Regions from separate parts of the Homo sapiens genome. Here region 1 is linked to region 2. Evidence: chromatin loops called from intact Hi-C (ENCODE). Cell type or tissue: PC-3. All regions are shown on one strand. Links, peaks and the distances in the headings refer to the core of each region. The heading gives the core; the rest is flanking DNA.

What was found. Peaks named below come from ENCODE experiments on the same cell type or tissue, not always from the same donor. Only the 100,000 strongest peaks of a DNase experiment are listed, where the experiment ranks them.
Region 1: a loop joins it to region 2, with 2.7 times the contacts of the local background. A loop is called at or near these places in 2 of 110 quality-filtered maps.

What each region holds. Positions count from the first base shown.
Region 1 is chr3:17,974,715-17,983,053 of GRCh38, forward strand. All of the region lies in intron 1 of BALR6 (B-cell acute lymphoblastic leukemia associated long RNA 6), which reads left to right. Among named protein-coding and RNA genes, the nearest start is that of BALR6, 16 kb to the left of the region's middle. In PC-3, for the core only: a CTCF peak has its summit at 4,740 (motif pointing left); no DNase peak of the experiment used is centred there.
Region 2 is chr3:18,094,151-18,102,489 of GRCh38, forward strand. All of the region lies in intron 4 of BALR6 (B-cell acute lymphoblastic leukemia associated long RNA 6), which reads left to right. Among named protein-coding and RNA genes, the nearest start is that of BALR6, 140 kb to the left of the region's middle. RefSeq lists enhancers at 4,482-5,681, 4,587-5,222. In PC-3, for the core only: no CTCF peak of the experiment used is centred there; DNase peaks (open chromatin) are centred at 4,981, 5,661 and 6,121; H3K4me3 peaks cover 1,760 bases; H3K27ac peaks cover 3,613 bases.

The DNA.
Region 1 (8,339 bases), core at 292-8,291, 120 kb before region 2:
TGAATAGAAGGCGCAAAATTAGATTTAACCAAGGCAGCATTCACAGGGTTATCTCCATAAATGGCTTCCCCTGGAGTTGTGCAGTGTACAACTTGTGCATCCATACATGGTGGCTCTGGTTTTCTGTTTTGTCTGTATACACCTGGCCTTGATAAAGAATATCTATGATAAAGATAAAGAAATATCTATGATTTTCATTGAAACATTATATTTTCTTAATTTTCAAAAGTCATATAGTCTGCTTTATCAGGTACCTCTGAAGGAGATTCTTAATTGTAGCAAGGGTATTTTCTCTTCTTCTTTTTTCTTTTCTTTTTTTTTCTTTCTTTTCTTTTTTCTTTTTTTTTTTTTCTGAGACAGAGTCTCTCTCTGTCACCCAGGCTGGAGTGCAATGGTGTGATCTTGGTTAACTGCAACCTCTGCCTCCCAGGTTCAAGTGACTCTTCTGCCTCAGCCTCCCAAGTAGCTGAGAATACAGGTGTGTGCCACCACACCTGGCTAATTTTTGTATTTTCAGTAGAGATAGGGTTTCACCATGTTGGCCAGGCTGGTTTTGAATTCCTGACCTCAGGTGATCCACTTACCCAAAGTGCTGGGATTACAGGCGTGAGCCACAGCGCCTGGCTGAATTATGTCATTATTCTATTTTGTTTTGTGACAAAATGAAATGTTACTTTACTTATGACAGAATTCCTCAGCTCAAAGAACTTTTACGAAAAAAGTAAAGTGATGAGCCCTGAGTAAAATTTTTTTTAAAAGGCCTAGTTACTCAAGCTCCATTAATCAGCTGATTTAAATAATTTTAGAGAGAGAAAAACACAACTTTAGAATATGAAAGCTGGACTCTTTATTGGGCTTAGGATTTTAAGATGGAGTACTATAGCCTTGGCCCTCTGACTAGCATCTCCCCTAGAATTTTGCAGAAATAATCACAATATGTAAAAATAATCAAAATGTGTAAAAATAATTGCAATAAGATGATAATTTAGCAGTAAAAGGAAAATTCCAGACCCAGTTTAATCAGTTAAAGTGTCTCTCTGGTTCTTCTGATTTGTTGTTCATTTATGCTGGGCAGCTGGACAATAGGATTTTGCATGGGCCACAAACAATGAAATAAAACAGCAAGATGTACTGTATTTTACTGAAACATACAATAAAGGGCAGCAGGGGACTAGTCAAAGCCCAATATTCAAAGACTAATTTTTTATCTCTACTTTATTTCCTAAACCAAAATGTTTTTGGTTATAAATATTGGATGAAAGCAAAATGTACCACATTTGCTAACATGGAGGCAATACCTAAACCTACTTTTTATAAGAATTAAATTAATATCATGTAAGTAGTTTTATAGTTTTAGCATTTTATTATTATTTATGTTCTAACTGCTCTGCATAAATAGAACTGTTTCTTGCTTCTTTTTTGTTTTTACTACTAATAAAAAGTAATAGGTATAATAATTCAGGGACTGTTTGCATTTCAAGGCATTTTCTGTTTGGTCTTGGTGGCCTGTGGAAGGAGACATACCCCAAACCAGAGTGTAAGAAGCTTTAATAACAAACGTAGGAAGCACTTCTACGGAGCATTAGATGTTTAGGCAAGGATGTCTAAAACAAACATGGACAAATCAAGGCTTTAAAATTGTTCAACAAAAGCCAGCCCAACTAATGATTGCATTGTGTGAGCAGAAATAGATATATGTTAACTCCCAGCTTCGTTCATGTATGTCTGGCAATTGCAGAACATCCATATATTTATTAATAAATATCTTCCCTATTTACCTGCTGATTTCTCGGAACACTTAAGAAAGAGAAGAAAATAGCTTTATTTGTGACGGGCAGGAAGGCGATTTTTAACCACAACAACCGTGCTTTCTTATATTTTCTTAAAAAAGCCTTTTCAGAAGTAAGAAGTAACAGGAGATACTTAAGTGGAAATCAGAAAATTGAAATCATTTCCTTGTGAAAGTCAGAGGTTTGTGATTTCTTGAGGAAATTATGTAGAAATTCATGCTTGGAAATCTGGAAAACTGGACTAGTAGCTAAGACCATGTTCCTTGTGTGGACAGATCTAGGGCTATATTTTAATGCCCTTATGCCTCAAATCCCTTACTCCTATCACTTCTTAAGTATGTAGACAGCACAAACAACCCCTGCAATGCAGGTGCCTCCTAGCTTCTTCTCTCCCAAAGAAAAGAACACAAACTTACTTTTTTCCCCAGAGAGATTTTTGTGTTATAGTTAAGAGAGTTACATAAGTGTACAGTGGGAGGCTATGCAACCATCCAAAGGAATACTCATCAAGGATTTTTAGTTACATGGAAAATACTGATCCTATGATCAGAAGGGAAATATATAGCATGCAAAGGTATATCCTTCGTGAGATCTCAGATAGAGAAAATGCATTGTAGAAAGACTAAATGAAATATACTAAAATATCAACAAAAATGGTTTTCTAGATGGCAGGATTATGGGTGATTTTTGTTATTTTATATCTTATGCATGGATTATGAAATGAAACTAATAGAAACTGTAAGAAAATAAACATAATGATAAAAATGAGAATTTAGAGTCTATTTTTAATGAATTATACACTATGTTAAGTTTTTATATACGTTTACAGATGAGGATACTAAATCTTAGAGGAGACATGACAAAATAATTTTACCCAAGGTCATACAGTTAGTAAACAGCAGTTAGAATTCAAATCCAGGATTTGTTCCAGGGCCTCATTTCCAACCACTGCATGGAGCTACCTTTCTGTTCTTCACGCACACTTTATGTATAAATAAACCATTGGAAGGTGTCATGAATTCTTTGCTAAAAGAGGCAGCTGTGTGGCTACTTCTCACATCATTCAGGAGCCTGGAATCTACTCTTTTCCTTTCACAAGGACTGTCACTTTTGGTGATTCTCTTTTTCTTTCTAAATGAAAGGCTCAATTTTTGTTCAAACCAAACCAAATGAGCAGGGCTTCTCAACACTGTCCTTCCAGGTTGTAACAGCTCCAGCCATTGACTTGAGCTTAACTTTTAGAAGCAACTTTGGCATGTTTTTGAAGGCAGAGTTTTCCCCAAGCTCTTGTGCTAACTTTTCGGACATGTTTACATCCTAACACCACTCCCGTTATCCCACAGTAAATATTAAGCCTGAGTCCTTCTAATTCATACCAGGCTTGTCATTCTTGCTGTAAAACTTGAAAAGCATCAAACCTAATCCCTTCAGAAAGAGGCCTGTTTTTACTTATGTCTCTTATTCTATGCATACTTTTATTAATCTCAACTTTCTTTGGAGCAACCTCTTTCAGACTAGGAATTCTAATACAAACACATTATCAGTTAAAATTTTCTGAGATTTTCATTTTGCTTCAGGAAAAAAAATTCTCTTTGGTGGTGTCCTAGGATCATCTGAATTAAGGTCAGAGGGCAACTCTGTAATTGATTCCATCCTATTAATAATTTTGAGGGAGCGTTTGAATGTTATGCTCTGACAAGCCAGGCCTAATTTTCATGGTTGCCAATAAAATGCTATTTGTAGTCCTCAGTGATGATACAAAATGATGAATGTAAATGATGGCCCAGATAAACCAGAGGACTGGACTACTGAAGGTGAGGTTTTCTTGGACTAGACTAATTTAGGGAAAGATAGCATCGTTGACAATCATTTATTCTGAAAACTTGAATAAGCGTTAATATTACTTTTGCTGTGCAGAATTTAGATAGCAAGTGCGGCACATTTAAAACATGGCCCCAAGTACTCTGCTCCTTCTCCCGCTGGAAAGGGAAGCCTTGTCCCTTCCCCTTGAATCTGGGTGGGCTTGTAACTGCTTCAACTAATGATGAACTGTCAAGGGCAGAAAATCAAAGCAATACCTTCCACCTGTTTCTCTTACAATTCTCCCTCTTGTTGTACTTTCTGAATCATCCTTCTTGGAATCCAGTTGTCATGCTGTGAAAAGACCCAGTCCACAAAAAGCCCTCGTGTAAGTGCTCCGGATGATAGTCCTAGCGAAGTCCAGCTTTCAAGTCATCCTAGTTCAGGTGCAGATATGTGAGAGAAAAAGCCTTTAGATGATTGCAACCCATAGCAGTTCAATTCTTCCCAGGTGCAGCTCCAGACACAATGGAGCAGCAACAAGCCATTCCCACTGCAGTCCCAAAGCCAACACACTGAGTCAGTGAGCATCATGGAACGGTGGCTGTTTCACACTATTCAGTTATGAGTGGTTGTTACACAAAATAGAGAACCAGAATAGTTAGCTTTTAAATTTTCTCTCCCATTCTTAGTTTTTCAAATAATGCCTTACTTGCTCTTACTTTATTTGCTATTAACTGAGAAGCCCCAAAGAATGTCAGAAGCATGTTGATAAAAAGATAAACATGATTAAGAGATTTTGGGGGGTGGGGCTGGGGATTGAGAAAGAAGAACATGTAACATGCCCACAAATGCTGGTACATATCTCCTGGCTTTTGTGGTATGCAAAAATAAGTACCAATATTTGGACTTGACAGAGAACTTTCAAATGCATCTCCTTGTTTGATGCAATAGAATTGTCACGAAAATCTTACAAAATGAGTATGATCATCATTATCATCCTTATTTTACAGATTAAGAAACTGGGGTTCAGAGAGGTTAATATATTGCCCAAAGTCACACAGCTGCTGGGGTAGGGAGGCTGAGGGGACCAGAACTCATGTCCCCTGGCCTCCCATCCCTTGCTGTGCCTGGCACCAGTTGCCTTACAAGAAGAGAACTGCTGCCCCTTTGTGGCAGCTGATCTTTCTTCATACTATCCAGAGCTCCAAACTTTGTAGGAAGCCAGAAGCGTCTCCTTTGTTGAACAGTGCCAAAATAGCAGCTCTGTAAGTTTCCACTCAGGGATGGAGGGGTGGAAGAGAGGGATACCAGCTGAGCTTTCATTATTCTGGGAAAAGCACAAGGACTTCTGAGGATTCTTAGTGCAGACCTCATGCCTTCATCCATTGTGCATCATTTTTAGAAGTTTGATTATTGAAAGTTATCTTCTATGTCTCTGCTTAACATATTCAATCTTTTCTCTAGCTTCTTGAACATATGAAATGCAGTTATACTATCTGTTTTCATGTTTCTGTCTACTAATTCTATCATCTGTGTCATTTGTGGGTCAGTTTCAATTGGCCCAGATGGGTTGCCTTTTCTTGCTACTTTGTGTGCCTGGTAATTTTTAATTTGATGCCTATTATTGTGAATATTACCTTGTGAATATTTCTACATTTTTGAGCGTTGTTCTGAGATGTGGTTGAATTACTCAGAGCTAGTTTTATCTTTCCAAATCTGGCTTTTAAGCTTTTTTAGGTGAACGAGAGCTGCACTTCAAGTAGGGTTAATTCTTCCCTGTTACTGAAGCTCTGGGCACTAGTTCCTCTAATCTCTGGACACACATGCACTGGTTAGTCTCAAATGAACACTCCAGGGGACCCTCTGCAGATCTTCAGAGTCCTCTGTCTATACAGAACTCTCCTCTCGGGCAGTCTGCCCTATGAATTCTAGCTTCCCTGGCTTCTGTAGACTCCCAGTTCTGTCTCCTGAACTCAGGGAGACCACTGGACCCTGCCTGGATTTCCCCTCCCTGTACCATGGCCCAGAATCTTTCTTTAGGCAGTAAACTGGGACAATTGTAGGGGGCACTTCACTTGTTTTCTGTCTTTCAGGAGTCATTGCTCTTTGTTGCCTGATGTTCAATGTCTGAATCCTTATTGTTTCATGTATTTTTTCCATGTTTTAGTTGTTTTAGGTAGGAGAGTAACTGGAAGTCCTGTGTGTCTCAAAGACTCAGAAGAAAACACAACCATTGACAGATGGTTGAAATTGGACCACTATTTAGAGATCAGTCTTGTTCTCAACTGTTTTCCTTCTCTCTGGAACCCTGCCTTCAGGACTATTGAATGGGACCAATTTGTAGGTGCTTTAAATATTTCAGTCACCAAAAACCCTCTTGGATACTATTTGAGGCCAATTCGCCCACTTTCCAATGCTAAGATTACCACATCAGATTACGTAAAGTGTGTTGTATACTTTATGGCTAAATGCAAATGCTAATTCATGCCTTCAGTGGGAGAAAAACATTCATTTTCCTTTATTTATACTTTACTTTTGATATTTAGGCTTTTGTTTTTGGTGCCTTATGGTCTGTTAAGTATTTGTCACATGTATACTACTTGCCTAGTGTTTTTTAAGTTACACTGCAGCCTGACTTTAAAATCTTGTTTTTGAGACAATACTTACACAATTAGAAGTCTCTCTTATCCCTTGCATTAAAATCAGTTGCAATTCCTCTGCACTTTCACAGTCTCCTCCTCATACCTCTCTCGCTTAGTCACTTTTATTGTAGGAATAGAAGCTCACTTACATGGTGATGGGTGTCATGGAGTTCCAGAGGAGGACGAACTGGCCCTCATGCAATCTGGAAATGATTCCAGGCAGCTTTTTGGCAGGAGCTCCTGCATCTGTCCTGAGGAGCCCACCATCAATGTGACTCCACCTCTTTGTGTATGTCAGTTGATCTCAGGTTGGGTTTCCTGAAAACATACTCTGAGATGTAAATGGGGGTACAGAAAATTTTAAGGGTGGTGCTCTTGGGACTGATTCCTGTGGGGAAGTGAAGGAAACAGGATTGCACGGAAGGAGAAGTTGGCCTGCAATGCAGTAGCACAAAGCCCTTAGCTGATCCCATGGGGAGCTCTGGAGCTGTGATGGTTCTTTGAAGTTGTCTTAAATTGAGGGAAGAGGGGCCGAGTCTTTGTATGTTCCCCATCCACCAGTCCTTGGAGGCAGGCTGCCCCTGAGAAGGGGTTGTAACCATGGGTGGGGTGCTGAGGGCACCCCAGGGAGGGGCTTAATTGAGACTGTCAGTCTCCTGCACTCCCAGAGCTGGGGGAATGAGTACTTCAAACAGGAAGCCACCTAATTAGATTTCGGAGTCCTGGGTAGTGATTTTGACTCCACTATTTATTAGCTACTTATTAGCAATGAGAATTTGGGCAAAATCATTTATTCATTAAGCTAGTAGTTTTGAAATGTCTAGCACATGGGAATACAGAGGTGATATGGTCAAGTTTTGAAAAAACCCTGCCCCTATGGAACCCACAGTCTTATTGAGGAAGAGAACTGTCATAAGCAATATAAAGTAATGTAAGTAATACAAAATTACTTTAAAAAAGTGCTTCTCTAACTTTAATGTAGAAACAAATCATCTGGGATGCAGATTATGGATGAGTCTGTTGGTCCAGGGTGGAGACTGAGATTCTACATTTCTAATAAGTTCCCAGTTGATGCTGATGCTGCTGGTCTAGGACCACACTTTGAGTAGTGAGGTTCTAAATACAGTGAATTAGGAGGGTCTGGTAGAGGGAGAGGAAAGCTGGTTTAGATAGAGTGGTCTGTGTGAGGGGGGGATGTTTGAATTGAGACCCCCAAAATGTGAAATTGCTTCATCTGTCTTATTTTCTTCTATTATAAAATGGGAATAATTATAACAAGTCTGGCACATTGTAGGCACTCAACAAATATTTACTATTATAGAGGTTCTTGCTGGCTCTTCCCGACCCATCATGATTGTCCTGCCTCCTTCTACCTCATGACCTTTCATCTTTTACTCTTGCTGCCATGTTCCTAAGAACAGGTGTCTGATTGGCTCAACCCCATGTGGGGAGACTGCTTTAGGCCCAGGCACTTCATAGGCTGCTGACCAGCCTACCAATTGGCTATCCTTGGCTTTGTTGCCCTTCACTGGTCAAACAGCTACAACTGGAGGACTACAGGGTCATATGGTGTGAACAGAGCTGCTTAAAACTGCCCCCTTAGTGAAGGCTGTAGCCACGCACTGAGGCTAATGTTTAATATGTGTGACCCATTAGATCACGGGGCCCATTTGACTAGGGCTAGCTAGCTGTTTGTGGATTTATTTCTTGTAATGGGTTATGAACTCCTTCAGGGCAGAAACCTGTTTTTCCTGATGCCTGGCAAAGTGTTGGGCATACAATAGGAACTTACTATGGAGGTTTATTTAGCAATATTATAGAAGTTTGCCATGTGGGCTCCCATGGTCCAAGGAAGGTTGGGAGGAGGAAGCTGACAGAGAGAAGGAATTTTAAAGATGAGGCTTTCAATAAGTGGAGAGAAGGAGAATGTTCACAGAGACAGACACATAAGCAAAAGTTTGGTGGGTGAAAAGACCGACATTTTAGGGAAACAAACAATGTGTTGGCTTTTTCAAAGAGTAAACTAAATTTCAGCAATATTTTTCCCCATTGCAAGTACCAATTGGCATTTTCTTTAAGGCTTCCTGTGAATTAGTCACCCTAC
Region 2 (8,339 bases), core at 125-8,124:
TTGATTCTCACTTTAGTGTTGCAGCTTTAATAAAGATCACAGTAGCAAAAACATCAGCATCAAATATTCATTGAGCACATACTATGTACCAAATCCTGTTCAAGGCATTTATGTTTATTTTTTACTATCAAAACGATGCTTGTGTATAGTATAACAAACTGAAAGAAGGGGAAAAAGAAGAGAAAAAATCAAATCGTACAAAATTCATAATGGAACATACTATTTTCCTGCTCTAACCGCTCCTATTTTGAAGTCCCCCTCCCCAGAGATAACCACTTCAGCTATTTTCAGTGTTTCTTTTGTTATTTACCTTCATATTTTCAAATGCAAAGTTTGCATTTCAGTATCTTGAATTTTCAGTTGTAAACATTATTTATTGACTTCCTGCCTTGGAAGATGAGGACTCGGGTTTCCTATGACACCTCTTCCACTTTCCCATCCTTTCATTATACCTGTTTCAAAGCCCTCGAAAAATTTAATTTCAGCACTTGCTTTATTATGATAGTATAATTATTGTTTACAGGCGAAAAAAATGTATAGCACTTTTGATTTTTCTTGCAGTTAATAATTGCTTCTCTTTTAAAAACTTAGCTTTCCATGTAACTATTACTAATTATTTCTTCAAACTCTTTAAAAACATTAACATTTCTCTCAGTTTACTGAAACACATCAAGTAATCTACCAGTTACTTTTATTTTTTGTTCTAGGAGACTAGAACTCTTTACCCTCCTGTTTATGTATGGGTGAGTTGCTCCACAGGCCACTGTACAGCTATTATTTGGAACCTTCCTTTACCATCATCTTTGGGATTGCTTGTTCCCTGGTTCCCATGTTTTCCTGTTTTTGATTTTGTTTCCTTGTATAATATCCTCATGAGCTTCCTGAGAAAAGAGTATGTGAAAGGTAATTTTTTGAGACCTTATATATCTTAAAATGTCTTTATTCTATCTCACATTTGACTGATAATTTGTCTGGGTATGTAATTCTGATATGGAACACATTTTCTTCAGAGATTTTGACAGCATTTTTGTCTTCTAGCTTTCACCACTGCCATTAAGAAATCTGATACCATTATTTTTGCAGTCTTTAAAATAAGATCTGTTATATTGCCCCTAAGAAACCCTTTAGGACTTCTTTATATAGGCTGTCTTGAAATTTCAATGTGTCTTGATAATAATTATGTTTCATTTCTTGTGCTGGGTATTCTATAAGCCCTTTCAATATAGAAATTCATGGCTTGCTATTCTGAAAATGTTCTTGAATGTTTTTAAAAATACCTTCTTCCTCTCTGTTTTCTCTGTTCTTATTTTCTGAAACTATTATTAGTTGGATGTTGAATTTGCTGGGTTTCTTATATTTCCTTTTCTATTTCTGATCTCTTTATATATATCTATTTCTAAAATATTGCCTCAACTTTATATTTCAACCCATCTAGTAATGTTTTTTTCAATTTCTGCCATTATATTTTAAATTCCTAAGTATTCTTGAATGGACTATGGAGCTAGAGTGCCTATGTTCATAACTCAGCTCTGCTGTGTGATCTTGGGAAGGTTATTTAACCTTTCTGTGCCTGTTTCTTCATTTGTAAAATAGGGATAAGAATACCTACCTCATACAGTTGTTATGGTAATTAAATGGTTTAATATTTGTGGAGCACTTAGTACAGTGCCTGGCACTTAGTAAGTTCTGCATAAGTGTTAGATAAATACAGTAAATAAAGAGCACCCTGTTCTTGTTTCATAGATGTAATATCTCCACTGATTTCTCTGGGAACATTATTGCCTTCTGAATTGTTTGTGTTTTTTTTTCTCTCTCTCTCTGTCTCTGTGTGAGTGTGTGTGTGTGTATGTGTGTGTGTGTATTAGTTTTCTATTGCTGCCTTAACAAATTACCACAGATATAAAGCTTAAAACAACACAAATTTATTATCTCACAATTCTGTAGGCTAGAAGTTTGACATGGGTCTCATCAGGCTAACACACAACGTGTTGGCAGGGCTGCTTTTCTTTTCTTTTTTTGTTTTTTGTTTTTTTTTTGTTTTGTTTTTTGAGACGAAGTCTCGCTCTGTCGCCCAGGCTGGAGTGCAGTGGCGCGATCTCAGCTCACTGCAAGCTCCGCCTCCCAGGTTCACGCCATTCTCCTGCCTCAGCCTCCCGAATAGCTGGGACTGCAGGTGCCCACCACCACACCCGGTTAATTTTTTTGTATTTTTAGTAGAAGGCAGGGTTTCACCATGTTACAGGATGGTCTCGATCTCCTGACCTCGTGATCCGCCCGCCTCTGCCTCCCAAAGTGCTGGGATTACAGGCGTGAGCCACCGCGCCCATCTGGCAGGGCTGCTTTTCTTTCTGGAGGCTCTAGGGGAGGATCTGTTTCCTTGACCTTTCCAGTTTCTAGAGGTTGTCTGCGATCTTTGGGTTATGGCTCCTTCCTCCCTCTTCAAAGACAGTGATGGCAATTCGAGTCCTTCTCATATCATGTAACTCACTCTATTCCATAGTCACGTCTTTCTCTTTCTTCTTTTGCCTTCCTCTTCCACTTGTAAGGGTCCTTGCAATTACATTGGGCCCATCTGGATAATCCAGGATAGTTTTCCTATTGTAAAGTTGACTAATTAAGAGCTTTAATTCCACCTGCAGCCTTAATACCCTTTTTGTCATATAACCTAACATATTCACGGGTTTCAGGGATTAGATCAGGATAGTTCTGAGGGACCGTTATTGTTGCCTACCACAGTGTGTGCATGTGAATTCCCTCAACCTGTGGGCTTCACTGAGCAGTGGCCTTGCTCTATCACTGGGGGGGCCTCTGACTTTCTGTTTCTGTAGGCCTTGTCTCTAGGACTGCTTACTTTCTCCAGAGAGAAGTAATTCAAACTTCTGTCAGTGGGTAGGAGGTGGGGACATCAAAACTGGCTGCTTGTTTTGAAGCTTAGTGGAGGGAGGAAGAATTAGCAGGGACCCACCACTTAGCAGGTAGAATTTATTGTAATTCCCAATTCCCAATACTGGGCCTCTTTTCCTATCTCTGCTTGCATGTTGGTCCCAGGTCATAGCTTCTTAACAGAGTAAAACTCTGATCTCCTTTGAAGGCCAGGAAGGAATAGTTAGTTGCCTGGCTGTGTGAAGCAGGAGAGGGGTGCTGAGGATCTGACACCTTCCTACAGAAACTTATTTTTCTCCTTTTCAAAATTTAATTTTGATATAATTTCAGACATATTGTAAAATTGAATTCTGTACAGAGAATTTCCTTATGCCTTTCATCCAGATTCCTCAAATGTTAACAGTTGTTTTATCATTCTCTCTCTAGGTATATATGTAAGCTGCTTGACAAGTGTATTAGTTTCCTATAACTGTGTTGCCATGAACTTCGTGGTTTAAACAAGGCAAATCTATTATCTTACAGTTTTGGAGGTCAGAATTCTGAAATTGGCTTCACTGGGCTTAAAAGTGAAGATGTTAGAAGGACTACATTCCTTCTGGATGCTCTAGGGAAGAATACGTGTCCCTGCCATTTCCTGCTTCTAGAGGCTGCCTACATTCTTTGGCTTGTGGCCCCTTCCTCCATCTTCAAAGCCAGCAGGTTAGCATCATCAAGCCTCAGTCTGACTCATCTCTATTTTGCCGTCCTCTCCTACTTTTAAGGTCTTGTGATTACACTGGACACACCTGGGATAATCCAGGATAAACTCCTTAAAGTCAGCTAATTAGCAGCCTTAATTCCATCTGCAACCTTAATTCCCTTTTGTCATGTAAAGTAACATATTCAGAGGTCTGGAGATTAGAACATGGACTGTTGTTCTCCCACATGTATCCATCATTCTTTAAGCATGTTCATATTTTCTAGAAAAAAGATATTCCAGGTTCATTTTGTACTTTCTTTACCCTGACCTTGAGTTAGCCATCTATTGCCTAGTTTGTCTTTACAACAACAATGGTGGATGCTATTAAAACTTTTGTTTGACTAATGAGGAAATATAAACTGTCAAGAGGTTGATTAACCAGACCGTGGTTACATAGCAGGAAAGGGGCTGACGACAAGAAAGGGACTAGAGTCTAAGTATATTTCACCTCATGCCTGTGCTCCTAACCACTGGACTACTTTGTGCGGTTAGCAACTTCACTTTCCAAAGGTAAAACCCATTTTGAGGTATTAGTATAGGGAAATATAATCTACACTTGCTAGCAGGTAGTATATATATAAATATAGCATCAATTTGAATTTGGGAACTTGGGATATGAATAGTATAATTATTCTTTGAGCAAATGAAAATGTGTGCTGAGTTGCTTGTGTGAGATAGGTAGTTTTCTAGCAATCAAATATATATATTTATAGTATATTCATATTATATTACTTCTAGTTATTAGAGCTCAATTTAATAATTCTTCATCTGAAGTTAATGATTAATTTAAGGACTGACTTGGATAATATTTCTTCTGTAACTTAATTATGTTGATTTTGGCATAACATTTAGTTTTTCATTTTTTTGTGTGCAAGGATGATATGTATGACTTAACAATGTGGGCCAGACTGTATTGAACCCAGTATAACAGAAATTGTTGGGATATTAACCACCCACACCAACCAGTATTTATAATAGAAATAAGCCTTCACCATAAAGCCTCTCCAACAGGCCTTGTAACTATAATGGCACTAGCAGGTGCCGCCACAATAAAGAAGCCAGCCTCCCCATGAACAAATAGTAAATTAAAAAAATCAATCAATCTGCAATCTCAGTTCTGGCCCCAGCGTCACTTCCAATAATGACAAACTCAGGGTTTGTCAGTGCATCGTTAATAGGTTAAAGACCTTCAGATGATTCTTTTAAAGTAAACCAGGCAAATTGGCTCCTTTTTTCCCCACAAGTGCCGCTTTGGAATTGGCATATAAATGCTGATGGGACTCATGGCCTGAGGGCAAGTCCTCTGGCCCTAAAAGCTGGCAGGAAATGGCAGGAGTTTGCAGGGTGGGCTGGTGACTCATGATGTGCTGTGGCATATCTTTGAGGAGAGCCAAGAAAGAGTCATTTATTCCTTGGGGCGTGAAGTCATTCAGCCTGGTGGGGCCCATGTGACTCACCTAGCCTCAAAATGTCATCTTTACCCCCTCCTGCTTCTTCCCTCTCTCCTCTTTCTAGAGGTTTGTGACCTACGATGGACTCCCCAGGACATGTAAACTGCTTTCTCACTTTTCTGCTTCCATTTCTGCTCCCCCTTCTCATTCCTGTTCCTGTTCTGAGACTGTCCACACCCTTTCTCATACTCTTCCTCACTGAAGCAATAATGGCCGGTCCAAGTTCTTCTCTGGCTTGGAGCTGCTGTGACAGACTGTTCATTTGCTTATGTAGGTCTGTCCCTGAAGAATAGTTCGAGAACCTTCTGCGGAATTTCAACCTTACTTGAAGTTGGATTATGTGCTATATTTCAGACAGCCATAATTCCACGCAGCTTTGTGTTGGGTCACAGATGTTTGCTATCTGGGCTCTGAAGTTTTTACGGAAGAGTTTATGTGTGATTTTTAACCCCAAGTGTTGCTGTGGTGCTAGGACTTAAAATTCTGCTCTGTCAGGATTCAGGTGCTGTAACTGAGATTTGTCCAGAGCGGTGGTTCTCCAAGTTTCCTGTGTGTAGGAAGGAGCTGGGGTTGTTTAAAAGCGCCGGTTCTGAATCAGTAGGTCTGACACAGAGCCCAAGAACCTGCATCTCTAACGAGCTCCCATGTGAGGCTCATGCTCACACTTTGAGTAGCAAGAGCTAGTGTGAGGTGACTTGGGGAATCTCAGAAATATCCCATATTTTTCTTCTGGAGATGTGTGAAAATTGCCACTGGTTGATAATGAAACATATGACTCCTTTTTTCCCCCTAGTATTTTCCTAGAACTTATCTCTTCAACCAAAGCACTAAATATTTTGCCACATAGCCAATGAAAAATGAATCATGTAGGGATTTTACATGTTTTCTTAGTTATGATTGCTTTAAAAATAGTGTTAGCACAGCATTCTTGTGTCCATGTGTAAATTAGAAATTTAAAAAACCAACCAAATCAAACAACTGTACATAACAACATATAAAGATAAGTTAGTTTCCTATATCACTTCTACACAATTGGAGGCATTCTTCCTTGGATCAGGGAGGGGATTTGTGGATGATTCATATTGGGAGGAGGGTGGTATGTGTAAAACAAAAAGTGAGAGCTGTATTTACTAAAAATTTTAATCTATCATTGAATGAAAGTTTCTTTACCCCCATTTCATATGTTTTCATTTTCATGCTGATAAAGGAAGAAAAAGTTTGACTTCCTCCCTCCTGTTAGACACACTTTAAATCAGTCCTTCTATCTTTAAATCTTTGCCTTGGGCAATAATCACCATAAAAAGGAACAGATCCGAGGTGCTGAGATAGTTCACCCAATTTAGGCTACCACTTTACTAAAACACCTGTAAGACACATCTAGCTGGTATTTTTAAACAATATTTTTCAATTTGGCTTTAGTTTTTTGGACAATTTCCTGGAGTGTATTTTCTTACTCTACCAGAAGTGTTTAGAATTGGATAATACAGTAATTTAGAAAAGAAAACAATAGATAGAGATTCTAACATAAAACTGAGCATTGGGATTCAAATCCATACATGTAAAGGTGTGTGTGTGTGTGTGTGTGTGTGTGTGTGTTATTGTTTCTGTTGTTGTTACTTGAGGGTATAGATGGTGGTAGAAGGCTATGGGAGAATTGGAAAAGCACTGAATATGTCTACTGTTTTAGTTCCCAAATCATGTAAGTCCTCTGAGGCACGGTTTTCTCATCCTTAAGATGGGAATGGTAAGTGGTACAGTATAGTTGCCTACTTCATATCTTTTTTGCAAATCAAATGAGAGAATGATTGTTTTGAAAATCATGAAATGATGCACAGAAATGAAATGAGTGACCTATGGTCAAAAGCTGAATTTCATCAAGGTAGGACTCAAAATACAGGTATAAGGACATTCCGCAAATACTCCAGTCTTGTGGCCCTTATACCCTGTGTGTTCTTTAATAGTTAAATAAATTGGTTCAAGTCCTGATTCCACATTCACATATGGTGAAAGACAGTGAACTCACTCACCTCACAAGCTTCAGGCCAACATCTATGGAGAGTCTCAAAGGACTTATATTTCTTGTGGTCACCTCCTTCGATTACTTTTACCTACTGAATTTCTGATTTCCTTCACATCTTGCCTTCTGTGGTTGGTCTTTTAACTCTGTCCCACACCATCCCTTTTGCTTGGGCTTTTTAAGGCAACTACTTACACCAAGTGGTTGTATGTTCATTGTCATTTTGCTGGTGATAAAAAGGCTTCCTTGCAGCAGTCCTAGCAAAGCAGATGCATCAAGTGCTGAAATAGTTCACCCATTTGAGTGATAAGCACATCTCAATTTGGACCAGTCACATTTCAAGTGTTCCATAGCCATATGTTGCTAGTGGCTACCATCTTGGATAGCATAGCTTTAGCACCACAAAGCACTGCTCTAAATTTTGAAATTACCACTCCTTCTTTAATGTGGGACATTTGGAATCTCAGGTAGAAGTGGAAAGATGGCCAGGCACGGTTGCTCATGCCTATAATCCCAGCACTTTAGGAGACCAAGGTGGGTGGATCACCTGAGGTCAGGAGTTCGAGACCAGCCTGGCCAACACGGTGAAACCCCATCTCTACTAAAAATACAAAATTAACTGGGTGTAGTGGCGCATGCCTGTAATCCCAGCTACTTGGGAGGCTGAGGCAGGAGAATCACTTAAACCGGGGAGGTGGAGTTTGCAGTGAGCCGAGATCTTGCTATTGCACTCCAGCCTCGGTGACAGAGCAAGACTCTGTCTCAAAAAAAAAAAAAAAAAAAAAAAAGTGGAAAGAAATAGTCTAAGAGGCCGGAGACAGTGTTTTAAAACATTTCTTTCTTCCTATCACAAATACATTATAATTAGGGATATATACACACCAGTTTCTAATACTAGTCGTTCTTTTCAACCCTAATCCAAATTTTCCTAGTCAGGTTTGGGAACCATTACCCTTTTCCACTAGCTAACCACACAGCTGTTTTGGTGATCTTGCCCTCTGATCCTTTCATCATTCAAGGCTCATTTCATGTTCCCATTTCTAAGAAGTACCTGACCGCTCCTGTCTTCATCTACTCCAAACCTCTCTAACATATGGAGTCCAGGCCATATGCCCTAGCTTTTAAGTATGTTGCATTTTGTGTCACTTATCGTTGTTTCACATGCATGTATACTTGTTTTCACAACTAGATTATATGACACATCATGGCTTAGAGGGAAGTACACGGGTCTGGGCTTCTGTCCTGTCTC